Linked DNA regions of Mus musculus: region 2 is linked to region 1. The links are chromatin loops, found by intact Hi-C in ENCODE. Cell type or tissue: heart. All regions are shown on one strand.

Evidence for each region. Peaks named below come from ENCODE experiments on the same cell type or tissue, not always from the same donor. Only the 100,000 strongest peaks of a DNase experiment are listed, where the experiment ranks them.
Region 2: a loop joins it to region 1, with 5 times the contacts of the local background. A loop is called at or near these places in 11 of 42 quality-filtered maps.

Annotation. Positions count from the first base shown.
Region 1 is chrX:164,072,989-164,080,988 of GRCm38, reverse strand. Siah1b (siah E3 ubiquitin protein ligase 1B) reads left to right here and starts at 4,496. Exons shown (of 4, transcript NM_001308385.1): 1 at 4,496-4,802; 2 at 5,320-5,411; 3 at 7,639-7,699. In heart, no CTCF peak of the experiment used is centred here; DNase peaks (open chromatin) are centred at 4,468 and 4,778; H3K4me3 peaks cover 1,797 bases; H3K27ac peaks cover 1,193 bases.
Region 2 is chrX:164,415,650-164,423,649 of GRCm38, reverse strand. Piga (phosphatidylinositol glycan anchor biosynthesis, class A) reads right to left here and starts at 3,870. Exons shown (of 6, transcript NM_011081.3): 1 at 3,810-3,870; 2 at 287-1,066. The coding sequence starts at 1,004. In heart, no CTCF peak of the experiment used is centred here; a DNase peak (open chromatin) is centred at 3,999; H3K4me3 peaks cover 1,781 bases; H3K27ac peaks cover 982 bases.

The sequences.
Region 1 (8,000 bases):
TATATCCAGTGAGGCTCTATTAAAATAAACTGGCTTCAACCTGTGCAGGCCCTGTGCATGCTGCTACCATCCCTGTCAGTTTGTATGTGTGTCAGTCCTGCAATTACTACTAACATAAGTTCATTTGTCTTTTAACTAACATTGGTAATGTGAAAAAGTAATTTCCTGGTTATCGGAGCCATGAGCATACACATACCAGCGATTCAAAAGCCCATGATTATTTGCATTAGTGTGTGCACACTGGAGACCAACTGTCTTAAAAGCCCCTTCCTCTCTCCCATTGTTCCTGATATTTATACTCACTCCATTTCCACATTCAAATGCTCATATGTGTTCCAGTGTACACTCAAGAGAATCTCAACTCTTTGTGCCCTAAAATCTGAACAAGCCTAGCTTTCCAGAAACATCTACAGAAATTATACAATATTTTTATCATATTCTCTTCTTGCCCAAGTCCTCCAAGATTCTTTTCTCTCTCTCTCTCTCTCTCTCTCTCTCTCTCTCTCTCTCCAAAAAAACCAGAAAATGAAATTTAAAACAAACAAACAAAAAGCAGGAAGAAAGAAAGAAAGAAAGAAAGAAAGAAAGAAAGAAAGAAAGAAAGAAAGAAAGAAAGAAAACAACGTGAAGCCAAACAAAACCAAAAAGCATGGAATCCATTTCATGTTGGTCAATTACTCCTGGGCACAGGGCCTGCCTGAAGTGTGATCCTAGGCTCATTTTAAGGTAAGGAAGTCATACACAAGCATATTTAAAAGTTCATCAAATTTTGTAAGTTAATCAATAGCTGTAATCACGATGACCTTTGTCTTTTATTTTTCACAGGTTAACATTTTTTGTTAGTCAGAGAAAGTTAATCACTACTGCTTGTGAATAAAAATTAATTCAGAGAAACCATTAAGTAAATGAAATTCTGCCAACTTTTCTAAGGCAGGATTTTTGTTTGTTTGTTTTGTTTTTTTAAAGCGAGGTCTCTATGTAGCCCTGGCTATCCTCGAACTTACTATGTAGACTAGGCTGGCCACCCAAGTGCTGGGATTCAAGGTGTATGCCACCATGTTCGGCTTTAAGACAGGAATTTAAAGGACAACTTATTCAATGAGCTGTGTCTCACCTTGGGCATGGAGATGTTATCATGAATTTCATCTATTAAAAGCAAGACTTAACTGCCCGTCTGTCCTGCAGGTGCATCTGTTTCCACTGTTGCTCAGGTGTGCTATGCAAGGATTATAGAAGGACATTGTTTTGGATTTAGAATCTACATGAAGCCCAAAGAGCCATGCCCTAGCAAAATGGAATCACTCTTTCAAAATGGCATTGACTAACCTGGAACTTTAAGGAAGCAGATGCAGCTGATCAGACCAGCTTTTCCTAAAAGTACTCTAAAGGCGCCAGAGGACCCAGGAGCTCAGTTGAAGTGGAAAGTTTAGGCAGTTCCTAAATTTCACTTATTGTCAATGTAGCAATGGTTTACATGAAAGGGGTCAGTGGATTGACACTTTCTTCCCACTTACCTCACATCATCCTCATGGGTTACAGTCTAGAGGTCTTGAATGGGTTTGTTTTCTCAGCCAGTTAAGAAGTGAAAAGGCAGGGAAAATCTCCAGGGCATCAGGTAACATTGGGAGAAATCTCAGACACAGCAGACAGTAGCAGACAAAATCAGCAGTAAAGAAAAGACTTTTAGTTGGGGTGAGGAAACACATACACACACACACACACACACACACACACACACACATACAGAGCACAAAGGACACAGAGAAAAAGACCCTCTACAAAGTAGAGGGGGAGAGCCAAGAAGGTAAAGTCCAGCCCTCAATGAGGGCTGGGCATTTTAAAGGTCTTTTGAGATGGGTCTTGCCCCCAGTTTAAGGTTGATCAGTTTGAACAAAGGGAAGGGAGGCTGAGAGCTCCACATGTCTGGGGGAAACAGGTTCCGTTTTGGCCTTGGACTTGTTGGACAGGAAGGGGGTCCCTACTAGTAAGAGAAAAAACGCCCAACAGGCTTTTTTTTTTTTTCAGACAGGGTCTATCTGTGTAGTCTTGGCTGTTCTGGAGCTCACTTTGTAGACCAGGTTGGCCTCGAACTGAGAGATCCACCTTGGGCCTTTGTTTTAAACTGCCTGTCATTAGTCTCTGGTCAGGAGGATGAGGAAGAAGCCAGCCATCTTGGAAACTCACCATCTATTGCCTAGTCATAGCCCCAAACTCTTACCTGTTTGCCTGTCAGGGAGTCTGATTAGCTCTTTGTCCCCAGCAAGGAATCACAAGTTTCCCTCAGGACAAGTGTTTGGAAGTATGCTTTATGAAACCCATATCTTGATCGGCTTTTATGAATACTCTAAAACCTTAAAATAAGTTTCATTTCTTCTGTTCTGTAGCCCTTTTAGAAACGTAGAGCCGCATCTACTTCCCACCTTCAAGTACTGTTTTGAATCTGATGATTTGCAATTGGATGCCTATTTATTCGCCTCATTTATCCCCATGTCCAAATCTTTAAAATACTTCTCTTGTAGAATGTTGTGTACATTTTAGTAGGCTGCTTCGAGTCATTTCTGAAAGATGAAGGATAAATAATGCTATCAAATTCAAAACAGTCATGTTTATAGGGTGAGGCAGAAACTAACAAACCAACAAACAAAAAACATGGATGGCATTTTGAGAAATAAATGAGGGGTCTCAGGGCCAGGGTGAACTTAATAAAAATGCTTTGTTAAAACCTATTCTTTAAAACTGGAGGTGAGGGGCTGGTGAGATGGCTCAGGGGGTAAGAGCACATGACTGCTCTTCCAAAGGTCCGAAGTTCAAATCCCAGCAACCACATGGTGGCTCACAACCACCCGTAACATAAATCTTAAAAAAAATATTTAGAGTTATAAAAAAAAAACTGGAGGTGGGGGCAGACACCTGTAGTTCTAGCACTTGGACTGCAGAGGCAGGTGAATAGCTGAATTTGAAGCCTGGCTACACAGAGAAACCCTGTCTCAAAACACACACACACACACACACACACACCAAAAACCTGTTCTTTACTCTGTGCTCGTCTAAGGTCAGGATTGTTACCCTGTGCATACACACACTGTCTTCAAGCCACACAAGGGTGGAAAGTGGAGGAGAGGGAAACTCATATTTTAAAGTGATCACAAAATCGTGACTGCTGACACATGGAACTAATCTTTGTGTGATGGAGGGGAAACTTGTAACCCTCCACACAAATGAAAAGGCGATATTGTCAGTGAATATTTGTTGAGAATTTGATTGTGTGAGGGCTGTAGTAACTACTATGGAAATGGCCAGTGGTTTCATGCTCCCAGCTACTCCTGCCGATTGGATCAACACACCAGCTCTTACCAAGCACTGGTTCCACCTATCCAGTCTCTTATCACATCTTTTTTTATTTATTTATCTTGTCCTTGAAGCAAAGAACTTCAAGATTCTTTCAGGCTTCTTGTACTTTCAGAATATAGTCACAGATTTTGAATGTAGGAACAAAGAGCGAATGGAACGGTTTTTTTCCTCCCTGTGTGCCCATTCAGAGTTTTTTGGGTTAGCATTGTCTCTGTGGGAGCCAAATTATAAGAGTAATGTCGGAGTATGGGGTAGGGGTGGAGGGCTTCAAAGCAGAGATGAAAGTGTGGTGCAGTCTAGAGAGCTTCATAGTATGAGGGAGAGCTGGTGCCTAGAAAAAGTCATAAGAACTAGAAGGGCAGTGTGCTTCCTCCACGTACCTGTCTAAAATTTAAAGCCTGCTGAGTGAGAGGCTGGAAGAAACACTGGGTTGGCTCCCCAGGTCTCATTAAAAGGGCACGAAAAAGCCGGGCATGGTGGCGCACACCTTTAATCCCAGCACTTGGGAGGCAGAGGCAGGCAGATTTCTGAGTTCGAGGCCCAGCCTGGTCTACAAAGTGAGTTCCAGGATAGCCAGGGCTACACAGAGAGACCCTGTCTCGAAAAACCAAAAAAAAAAAAAAAAAAAAAAAAAAGGCACGAAAAGGAATTGCGAGGTTTCAGTTCCACCACTGAACCCCACCACTGGGCAAGCAGTTTTGTTTCCCATCGGTTTCTGCTCATAAATTACCACTGGCAGAAACACGAAAAAATAAAAGTGTCATTACTTTACTTTTTATTTATTTATTTATTTAGCATCTAGAATTTGGACTGTTTTCAAGAGGGACTTTGGGGTATCCTTTTTCAAGAGAGACACTCGATCTGGCGAGAGAGGGGCGGCCAAGGTGAAGGCCACGGTAGGTGATTAGGGAACCTCTGAGGTGTCTTAGACTTAAAGCAGTAAAATATGCTTGCAGGGGAAAAGAGGTCTCTTTGAGAGGCGGGCTCATAGCTTGCTCTCAAGCCAAGCTCTGATAGGCCAATAAGAAAGTCTAACGAAAGAGGGGACGTGACGTGACGTGACCCAGCCAGGCTTCGGCACCATGGTAACGGCATCACCCATAAGAAGGAGCTAGTGGTACAGCCCGGAGGAAAAGGCGTGGTCTAAGCGACGGATGGAGGCGGGCTGGTGACATGGGCGGAGCGCGAAAATCGGCCTGTGGTCTTAGGCGCAAGGGTGATCGCATGCCGCTGTTCGAGATCAAAGGCCTGGGCAAGTCACTTGTGGCTGTTCTCAGGGTCTCCTCAGCGGTCTCCCTGTAGAGCTGCGGTCGAAAGCCGGAGCCGGAGCCGGAGCGAGCCAGAGCCGGATTGAGCCGGAACCGGAGCTACCGGAGGGCGGGACTTCCGGTTTCTGGGCCCAAGACAGAGGGCGGGTCAGGAGTCAAGGTCTCGCGAGGCTGCGGCGTGAGGTAAGGGGGCGTAAGCAAGCTCCTCATAGGCTGGCAGCCTCGTGCCGGGAGCCCGCGCGGAGGTTGAATTCGGTAAGGATGGGCGACTGTGTGTGACCGCGGCCGCGGGGTCGCAGGGCCTGTCTGTGGGGACAAGGACTACCCCTTTGGCCTTTACACGCACTGTCTTGAGGTACCTTGGTCCGGGGAGACCCGAAAGATGTAGGTCCGAGAGTATAACGGAGGGGCTACTCGAGCTTCCCCCAGGAACCGGCTTCCCAGGGCGCTCTCGTCAGTACAGGGTCACTAACTAACCCCTGGGGATTGGATCCGGTTTGGAGATGGGGCGACTGCATTTCTAGACACCGAGGCTGAAGACGCTGGAACTCATCCGGATTGGGGGGGGGGGGGACGGATAACGCCACCCTCCAGGGTGGGCATTGGTAGCACAGTAGTGTCGGGAACACAAGTCTGACCCGTCTCCACTTCTCAAGTTCTTAACATCTTTTTTTTTTTTTTCTTTTGTGCCCTACTCCAGATCGAGAGACCAGGAACTTCAAAATAGTGCCTGGGATCCGGATGACAGCAGGCATTAAGGGCTGGCTACTGGACTGAAGCTGCTGGAAACTTGTAAGTATAACTCCACCTCGTTTGTCTTTTCCTGAAAAAGCTTGAGAAATAATTTGAATGTGTACACCTTAGTTTGAATAATCTCTTCTGAAAACCACGGTTGCTTTTTCTCCTGCTTTCTGGACTGTAAGTCTGCCAATCTCCCCTTTGCTATCCAAAAGTTTGGTTGGCATGTGTGTGCCCGAAGAACTGTGAGCATGACTAGTATGCACAACAAAGCTTTTCTTTTTGAAACTTTAAGCATGCTGAAGTTATGCAGAAACGGAGAGAGAGTTGCAACCAGTGTCAACTATCTCAGAGTCTAGTGTGGCCTGTTTGAGGTCGTCTTTTTTTGATAAGGCAGGTCTCTATACTTCTGTTTATTTCTGTGGATCTCAACCTGTCCAGAGGTTAGATTTTTAACATTTTCAAGCAGTTCAGGGTTAATTCTAGCTGGATGGTGTGTAAGTGTGTGCCTTGCTGTGAACATGGAAAATGGAGTGAATTAGAAGATGGTTTTTCTCACATCCCTCTCTAGTCCTTTCCTGTAAGTTATGTCTGTTGAGGTCTCCTGCCGTAACATAGCTGTAGACATTTTGTTCCATGCCTGCCAGCTATTTCATATTGTTGCAGTAATATGGGTACCAGTCATTAACACAGAAAAATAACTTGACTCAAAGCAGGGTCATGCTGACCACATACCTTGTTATGTTCCGAGGTTATGACGTTTGTTAATCTTAAGAAATTCCACAACTATAAGCTTCACCAGTAGGACCTATCAAATTAAAGAACTGTTATGTGACTTCCAACATTGGCATATGAGCTCATTGTGGTTTTAGTTGTTTTAGCCTTTATAAGCTGGCCCTGAGAAATGTTTGGGGTCATAGTTCCCAAAGTCTGAGCTGTGTCAGTCAGTCCTACGGTGTGTTGTTTAATAAACCATCCCTGTTTGACTGAGGTTGGTGTTCATGTGGTTTGTGGGGTGACTCCTGAATCCCAACAATATCCAGGTCCTGATAATGCCAGGCAGAAGGGAGTAATTATAATAGGAGATAATAATTTTAGTTTTAACTATGGGTATGTGTGTAGGCTTCTGCATGAGTCCACTAAAGTAGAAAGAGGCTGCTGGGTCACCTGGAGCTCGAGTCACAGGCAGGTAGGAGCAGCCTGCCATGGCACTGAGACTGGAACTCACTCAGGTCCTCTGGAAGAGCCTTTGACCATGGAGCCACCTCAGCTCCAGGACTTAATTATTCTCCATTGTGTGCATCTTCCTGAGCCCTGTAGCTATTAAAGGGCATTTCTGACCTCTCAATAGCACCTTCCCCCAAATGATCACACTAAAATGGGTCTCAAGACATGTCCAGACCTCCCCTGATCACATTCAAAAGGGTCTCAAGACATGTCCAGACCTCCCCTGAGAAGGATGATGTTGTTAGAAAACCACGGAGACAAGACTTGTGTATATGTGATCTTGATGAGTTTAATGAAATGTCTAATATCTTTTAAATGATTAATATGTATCCACTATTGACAATGAATTAGTGTTTTTGAACATTACTTTGCTCTAAGGGTTTCTCAACTTCTTTGCAGTTTATTAATTCATGTAGGAGAGGAAACTCATTACTAGTGCTAGGTTAGTTCCACCCGAGGCTTGAAAGTGCATCATGAACACACTGCCACTGGCAGTTTCTTTTCTCCAGCATTGATTGTAGTTTCACTGAAAGGAATTAGCCCTGACCAAAATACATTCCTGGCTGCTGGTTATGCCTACACCCTCCCTCGCCTGGTTATTCAGAACACTCGCACTTGATGTGCTTAGGCTTAAAAGGTCATGTTCATCTAGTTACTAATGTTTTTGTGAGTGGGACTTTTCTTTCTGCAGGTTATTATTATGATTTGGTTTTATGTATGGAAGTTAAAAGCTGAAGGCCTGAAATCGCAATGTTCATATTAGGATTGTTTGCTGGGTTTGGTCCTAACCAAGAAAACAAAAATAGTGGCCCACAGATGCGGAACTTGATTTGATTGACTTCCCATACTGTAAGCCATGTTCATATTTCTAAATTGTTTTGAAAAAAAATAATGTACAGTAGGCCTTGATTGAGCTTTCAGGATGCTATCTACACTGTCTCAACCTATTTCTACCCAGGAAATATTATGGTCTTTGCTGCGCTCCTGAGTATATGTCCTCTAGTGATAATGCACCCTTGGTAATACTCACTGTTTCTGGCAACTTCATTGACAGGGGAAGACCAGGTGTACACTCAAGACCTAGAATGACCAAGAATGTGGAACCTTAAAAAAAGGTAAAGTGCGCTGGGCGTGGTGGCTCATGCCTTTAATCCCAGCACTGGGGAGACAGATTTCTGAGTTCGAGGCCAGCCTGGTCTACAAAGTGAGTTCCAGAACAGCCAGAGCTACACAGAGAAACCCTGTCTCAAAAAAAAAAAAAATAGGTAAAGTGCAAAACCCTTTGCTAGTTCCCACAGCTCAGAACTCAATGTTGACTGCTGTTTCAAGTAAGAGGATTGTCAACATATCGTTAACATTCTTCTTCAGATGTTCACATCTGACTTGTTGAAAGCAGCATTACTAAGAGGTGGTAGT
Region 2 (8,000 bases), 340 kb before region 1:
TTTTTACAAAGATCTGATTGGAGGACATCTGGTCAATGGTTTTCTTTTGTTCGGGAACCATTACAACATCAAAGGTTGGGCAGCATTTATAGCCACTCTATCCATTTCTCTTCTTAGATGTATAAACTGATTATCTGACCTTCCCTTGCAAGAGTTACCCGTCATTTTAAAGCCACCATACAGAATGAAAAGACAAGTAATCATAACATACAAGTATTAAACAGTTTCCGACAAGAAATGAAAAAAAAACAAGCTGTCAATGCAAATTGAGCTACTATGTCATTACCTTTTCTGTAAACAAGTCTGCTGACAACAACAACAGTTATTACACTATCATGCCTCCTAAATGGGTCTGGAGTGAAGTCAGTAGGATCTACAGCGTTAGGAATGACGGACACTATTTCAGGATTCAGTGCTGCTCTGAGTACAGTGTTCTCCTTACTAGTGTAAGAGACACAAATGATGTGGTTTGTGTCACAAAGAGACACAGTTAGAAGCTTGTTTGTAAGCACCGAGCTGACATCAGCAAATCCGAAAAGGGAATGGTCTGTGAAGACTGTCTGAAGCCCCATTGTCTTGGCGTGGAAGAGAGCATCATGGGCCATGGCAGAGAAAGAACTGTGGGAATGGATTATCGTAATTCTCTCCCGAACAAATATGTACCTGAGCAATGGCAGACTGTGAAAGAGAGTCGTGGCTGTAGATTGGTTGTACATGACTCTCAGAGGCAAATAGTAAACTTTGAGGCCATTGGTGAGGTAACGGACGCCCTTTCGATTTCCATAAGCATGGGTGACAGTTATGACCTTGTGCCCTCTCTCAATGAGGCACTGAGAGAGCTGGTAAATGTGGCTTTCCACGCCTCCCATGTTTGGGTAGAAAAAGTCTGACACCATGCATATATTATGGGTGCAGGTCCTATCGTCGGAAAGGTTTCCAGAGCTACCCGGGGAAGGCGACACTGAAGGAGGCTGGCCTTGCCCACCTCCTCTTCTATTGGCCATGCTGAGGTGGTCCAAGCATCAGTTCTCAGAGCAAGCCAGTTAAGAAATGTGTCTTCTGTCACCTGAAAGAGAAAAGCAGGACATCAGCTCAAAACTGCATCTCCTTTCATACCTCAAATCCTGTTAGAAATAGTTTTAATGTTAAGGCATATTTTTAAAGTTTTTCACTTAGAAATAAAAGCAAAGCACACTATAAACGTATTCATTTGAGAACATCTACTTGCTTAGCAGGGTGATGCCATAGGACAAAAGAACTGAGATTCTGCAATGTGTTAACTGAGCTGGGAAACTGGTCCACTTTTAAACGTTGTGTCACAGTGCATAATGGTTTGCTACAAAACCAATTCTTTCAAAAAATTAAACATCCATTTCCCTGCTTCTCTTATCACTCTTATCAGCTTATTAAGCTTTCTTACCTATTAAATCACTATCTATCCAACACTACACAGACTAAGAGTTTTCTATATGTGGCCATAGTCTAGTTGACAGACCTATACAAGGTATCAATTATATAGTGTAAATGCAAAGCCAAAAGCTTAAAGAAGTTAGAACACAATGTGCCAGGCTATTAGCGACCATACCTTCCCACATACTTTTAAAGCCAAGTTTTAGCTTATAGCTCATGCTGACCTTGAATTCAATATTCCTGGCCTCAGTCTCCTGAGGGCTGGGATTACAGGTGTGCACCACTGCACCTAGGAATCTCCCTTGCACTGGGACCATGTAAGCCACAGGACATGGTAAAAGGGACATGCAGATCTTTGACCTCAGCCTATGAAAGGTTCGATGGCTTTTACTTCTGGAGTTATCATACAGCTACTAGGTTAGAAGGACATGGGGGAGACAATGAGAGGAAAAGGGCTTACAAGCTACATGGAGAGATAGGGACCCAGCCACCTCTACATTCTTACCTGCGCCCAATTTCTAGCCAGACCTCTAGCTAAATGCAGCCTTCTACAGAAACCCCTGAAAAGACTCATAAAAGTACCACTAGCTAAGTCTAGCAGATTCCAGAGTCATGAAAAATAGCAAAAAGGCTGTTTTATAGCACTGCCTTTTGTTCTGGGTTGTGAAGCAGAAAAGGATACTAAAACAGGCTAGGATGTGAATCTAAGTATACTGGCACATTGTCTATTTTTACGAACAAATTTTTACAGGAACCTGGCTTGCCCATTCACTTATATTCTGAATGGCTACTTCTGTGGCTTTGAAAGAAATCAGATGACCCACAGAGCCTAAAATATTTACCATCTGGTTCTTCACAGAAAATGTGCTGATTAGGGCTGCACAGCTTAGCTAGTGACCCAGTACATCCCATAAGGCTCTGCTGGTATTATCTCTGTGGTTTCCTTTAAAATGTACCTGGAACTAGAGCTTTCTTTTTAAGAACACCCTCTTCAAGTGTTCCCTAGAGCTCATGCTGAAGACAATCTGGCTTCTCCTTCCTTATTCAAGGATAGCTATGCTTAAACTGCTCCCTTCTCTTTTCAGAACCCTTCTTTTAATTATGGAAGCCTTTCCCCTGAGCACCCTTTCAGTGTAGACCCTGAAAGGAAATGGAACAGGACACAGGCTTTACATGTGGGCTCTTTCCTACATCTAAGGCTAAGAAAAGTTCCCTTTAGGAGTTCCCTAAAGTGATGCTCATATGAAGTGCTCATTCAATACTCTGTTCTATAGATGCTTAGACTTTTAATGCCACAGCTTTAGAGATCTGGCAAAAATCCGCCTTAGTTGAGATCTACAAGTCTACAAAGAACTCAATGGAGGATTACTATCCTAACTCTCTGAGTTTCAGCTCTCACCTGCAACTACATGTGTCCATTTTCTCCCACAAATTCACCTACATTTAAAATCGTCTCAGAAATTCAGAGGGAGGAGGCAGGAAAGAAAGGAGCACGTGCTTGGGAGACAGAGAATTGAGGGTTCTAGGGCAGGGTAAGACAGCTACATGGGGGCACCCGGACACATAAACTGGAAAAAAAGAGGAGGGAAGACCAAATTTACAACCAGTAAGTAAACAAATAATGGAAGCAAGAAAATATGAAGTTTGCAAAAGGGGAAAGCAAAGCCTCAAGTGGCTAATGCTGTGCTACTGTCATGTGTCATCTAAACCTGGTCCTTTAGTCCTATCCCGTTTTAAGAAGTGAATGATAAGAACAGAAATAATGAACCAAATGAAAGTATGTGAAAATACTCACTGAATCTTGGCTTCTATAAGTGAATAGAGGCTGTAAAATCTGGTCAATTCTCTCTCCAGCCCTACATGCTAAGCGATCTGTACAACTTCCCTACCCAAGCCATGTAAATGACAAAGTCAAGAAGTCCTCAAAATTCTCAATCGTGCCCAGGGAACTCCCTTATTAGTAGAAGCTTCTGAGGATCCTTAGAGGGGGCTCGGACAGGGCTGAGAAATCAAGAGAAGTATACTTTAATCCAGTCCCAAGGCAGTGCACACGCACTCCCTGAGAGGCAGCTCGGGTGTACTAGAGCCAAAGAGGATCAGCCCGGGTCCACCAGCCAGCACCCCAGGATGAGACAAGATCCGGCCAGACCCAAAGGGACTCGGAAAAACGTCCTAAGATTCCAGTCACTCGCTCTACTAAACTCAGTCTAAGAACCAGTTCCAACCCTCAAGGCACCCTCAATCCCCATTTGATTACGGAGACCCACGGACCCGACTTCCGGGCCTCAGATAGAGTAGGCTTCACCTCCTCCACAGCCTGCCACGGTCCTGTGAGAACGGCACAACCCCATCCAGAGAGACCGAGAACGTTAGAAAGGACAGCCAAGACGCGTACTTACCCTCCAGTCCCATGGCCGCCACTGTCCGGACCTCCCGCGGCAGTTAACAGAATCCCGCCCCGCTGCTCCAAAGCACCAATCAGAAGCGTCCGCGATCCGAGCGCCGCGCCCCCATGATAACCAATCACACAGAGGTTCTGAATTACGTAGAAGAGAGACGCCCAGTCGGGCCCAAGTCTCTAGCGCGGGATTGTAGCGTCAGCGAGCGCAGGAGCACGTCTCCTAAGAGCTGCGGAAGGTCCCGGGCGTAAGTGCCCTGGTTGCTTAGTTACTGCGTCTCTTTTCAGGAAGCCCGGTCTCTCCCCGCCTCCTTCCGGTTAGAGAGACCAGGCGGGGCCGGGCCGGGCCGGGGGCTGGGGGGAGGAGCGGGAATGCGGGGAGGGCGGGGATAAGAGGAAGGGCAGGGTAGGGGGCGGGGAAATCAAGGCCAGGGCGTTTCTAGTCAGTATGGTACCACAGCCAAACCAACCACATCCATTCTTGTTATTCTGGCAGGATTGCTAAATGTGATGCATAAAAGTACAAAAATAAAGAAAAATCACAGCAAGTCAAAACTAAACTCTGAACTTTGAATCTTAGATCTACATATCTGTGCGTGTCCTAAAGACTGAGGACTTTCCTTTTAAAAGTTCAGATTTTGTTTTTGTCTTACAACTCTATGGGGGGGGGGGGGTGTCAGGGAATCTTAGGTATAACCTGAAACGCTCCCGCTCAAGCTGCTGCAGTCCTCAGCCAAAACTGTCTTGCGGTCTGGAGCCAGATTGTGCTTGGCCAAGAAGACAGAATCTCTCGATTGTTGTAATAGTCACCTGCTCTTTATAGTTGGTACCTGCAGATTCCCCAGCATGGCCATTCCTGCATTTTCTAGAATAAATTGTTTTCTAAGCAACAACACCATCACCATGACTGGCATCCACTTGAAGCTTGTGGTAAAGTTAAGGGTATTTTCTAAAACAAAACAAAAAGTTGTGCCAGGTGTGGTGGCGCACGCCTTTAATCCCAGCACTTGGGAGGCAGAGGCAGGCAGATTTTTGAGTTCGAGGCCAGCCTGGTCTACAGAATGAGTTCCAGGGCAGCCAGGGCTACACAGAGAACCTGTCTGGAAAAACAAAACAAAACAAAAAAGTTGTAGCAGATTTGAACTGTAGTATTCTGCCTGAACGACCACAAAGCATGCCTTCAAAGACTCTCAACCAGTGTGTCAGGACCCCTTTGAGGTATCCTGTATAGGAGGTATTTACATGACGATTCATAATAGTAGCAAAATTACAGTTATGAAGTAGCAAAGAAAATAATTTTATGGTTGTGGGTCATCACACCACAGCATTAGGAAGGTTAAGAAACACTGCTTTAGAGAACGTTCTTGGAAGCCACTAGAATTTGACTAAAATATTGCTGTGCTGGATATTCTGATGATAAGGTATGAAGGCAGCCAATGCCAGTTGTACTATCAAATAGTCTAAAAAGAAAAGATGTCAAATAAAGTAGTCAGCATCTTCCCTTGAAATTTAGTTCTTTGCAAATTCATATGTAAATAAGCTTCCTTGGATAATTTTAGAGTGGGAGGCACCTCACACATGTAGTGAAAGCTGGCTGGCTATCTATATGCAAAGTACACAAAGAGAAAACTTGGCAAGAGTACTATTTCCAAACCAAAATGAAACTGAAGCATATGGAACTGTCTATGAGAAAAGGAATTGCTAAGGGAAATATGTGGGAAAAGGCTGGGAGCTTCAGAGAAAAAAGTATTTCTATCTACCAACATTTATGAAACAAGAAGTAGGGGGTGTCCATAAAAGTTGAGAACAAGATCCTTTCAAGAAAAAAAAAGTGAATAAAGATACAGAGGCAGATGCTGACTGTTCAAAAGATATTTTTGTGCAATTATACAAGAAAGAGGTAGGGAAGAGATTTAGCCAGAATACTGGCATTGTCAGTAAGAGTTAGAGCAAACTGGTCGAATGCTTAAGAAAAATTGCTGAAGAAAATGTACTTGATGCTGACCCAGATTTCCAGCAAAGATGACATTTTTCAATCATTATTTTGTGACACTCTTCCTTGTTCTGCTTCAAATCGAAAATTTCAGATATAATATAAATGAGAGAGGTAGAACCAAAGAGACGCAGAATCAAAATTGCAAATTGTTAATCAAGATGAAAAGCTACCTAGGCCCTAGACAAATCTCGAGTGGAAGTAAAACATGGACCAGGGATTAGCTCCTACGGAATAATAAATACTGGCAGAATCCATGTGTGGCTAGGGACAGGAACTAGCTTTGTGAGAAATTTTTACATTGGTGGCCTTCAATAAATGACCCATCAACTGATAACCTGTATTTAATCCCTCCCACATTGAGTCTGGGGCTTGACCATGTGGCTTGCTTCACTAATGATACCCTGAGCAAACGAGATGCAGCAAATGCTTCGTAAATGTTTATGCACTGGGCCATGCCCTGTTGTAGCCTTTCCTCTTAAGAGCTTATGGTTATTTGTGTGAAGAAGCCTAGGCAGGATGTTAAATGAGAACAGCCACATGGAGAAAGACTTGGAAGAATGAGACTCATGTTGGCCATTCCATCTTACCTTGAGTTCTACTTTAATTGAATGGCTTCCTGCGCTGTGTGGAACAATATAACCGTGTAGCCAATCCTGGTCAACCAACAGAATCAGGAATAATAATAATAATAATAATAATAATAATAATAATAATAATCACCACCACCACCATAATCATCATCTCGAGAGTCATTTTTGACTGAAGATACAAAGTTTCAATGAAGTTTGTTACACAGCACACAGCAACAGATAACTTGCCTGATACTCACCCCCCACACACACACTTGATAATGGATATGAAAAACTTCATTGCAGCAGTTGATGCCTGTCGAGAGATAAACCCTTACTAACAGAATTGAGCTACTTACAAAGTCATCTTCAGTATGCCATTAACACTGCTTGTGTGGTCTATATCTCACAGACATACTCTCATGGAGGTGAGAATTTCTCTCAGAGAAATTCCAAAGTATTAGGATAGAGGTAATATTAAGAAAGACACACAGACATGTAGCAAGGGAAATTGAATCCACTCCAAGTGCAATTAAAATAATAGATAAATAGGAAAAAAACTCAAGATAAAAGTTTTTGAGAAAAGTATGTCAAAGCAAACACCAACTGGTAGTAAATAACCAATTAGAAAATGTGAACAAGTTATTAATTAAACACTTTTAAAACGTGGGGCTGGAGAGGGAAATAAGTCAGCAATGGCATGCCTAGCATGCCCAAGGAGTTGGCTTTGATCCCCAGTATCCTGGTAAAGTTGAAGCTGCGTACCATAAAAAAAAAAAGAAGTGAGTCAAAGCAATCCCTCCCTTAAGTTGCTGCTGTCCTTTGCTCACAGCAGTGAGAAATATAACAAATACAGAAAATTGGTACTTGAAAATGGAACCATTACTGTGGGGAATCTGACCAAAGGTGGTGCTTGCACCTTTGAAAAGCCCTAGAACACTGTAAGCTGAGCCTAAGAGACCATTCCAGTGGTAGTTTGGCAGATCAGAGAGTCCCAAGGCCCTGGAGGACTGGCTTGAAGGGTTTCAGAAGGGAAAAAAATCTTATCAAGAACTAATCTAGAGGGAATTCTAAGGCAGTACAGAAAGACAGGGAAACTTACAGGGAAATGAGAAGGGGAAGGAGCTGGAGTCTGCTTGGATCCTTCCACCATCTGAGCACCAAGAGTCCCAACACAGCCAGGTGTGCTGACACATACCTTTAGATCCCAGGACTCCGGAGGCGAAGGCAAAAAGGATGTAGATCTCTGTGAGTTGGAGGTTAGCCTACCTAGCAAATTCCAGGCCAGTCAGAACGACACATTGAGACTGTAACTGGCCTGGCAGAAATGAAAATATTTTGAAGAGACCCTTGTGTCTCTCAGTTGGACTATCAGACTGTTAAAGTAATGGGCCAAAAAAAAAAAAAAATGGAAATTTCCCCAGACATCTTAAGCTAGGAGAAACAAATAGAGTCAGCCATTGGGGTAAATTTTTCCCAGAAAGAGATTTCACGTTGTTCTAGCAAGTTTATCAGACCATCTTACAGGACAAGACTGGAATCCAGACTACGGTGAGTGAACAAAAACTGACTTAGACCAGGGCTGCTTAGATGTGCATATCCTGGGCCCTCTATTTAAACTTTGATT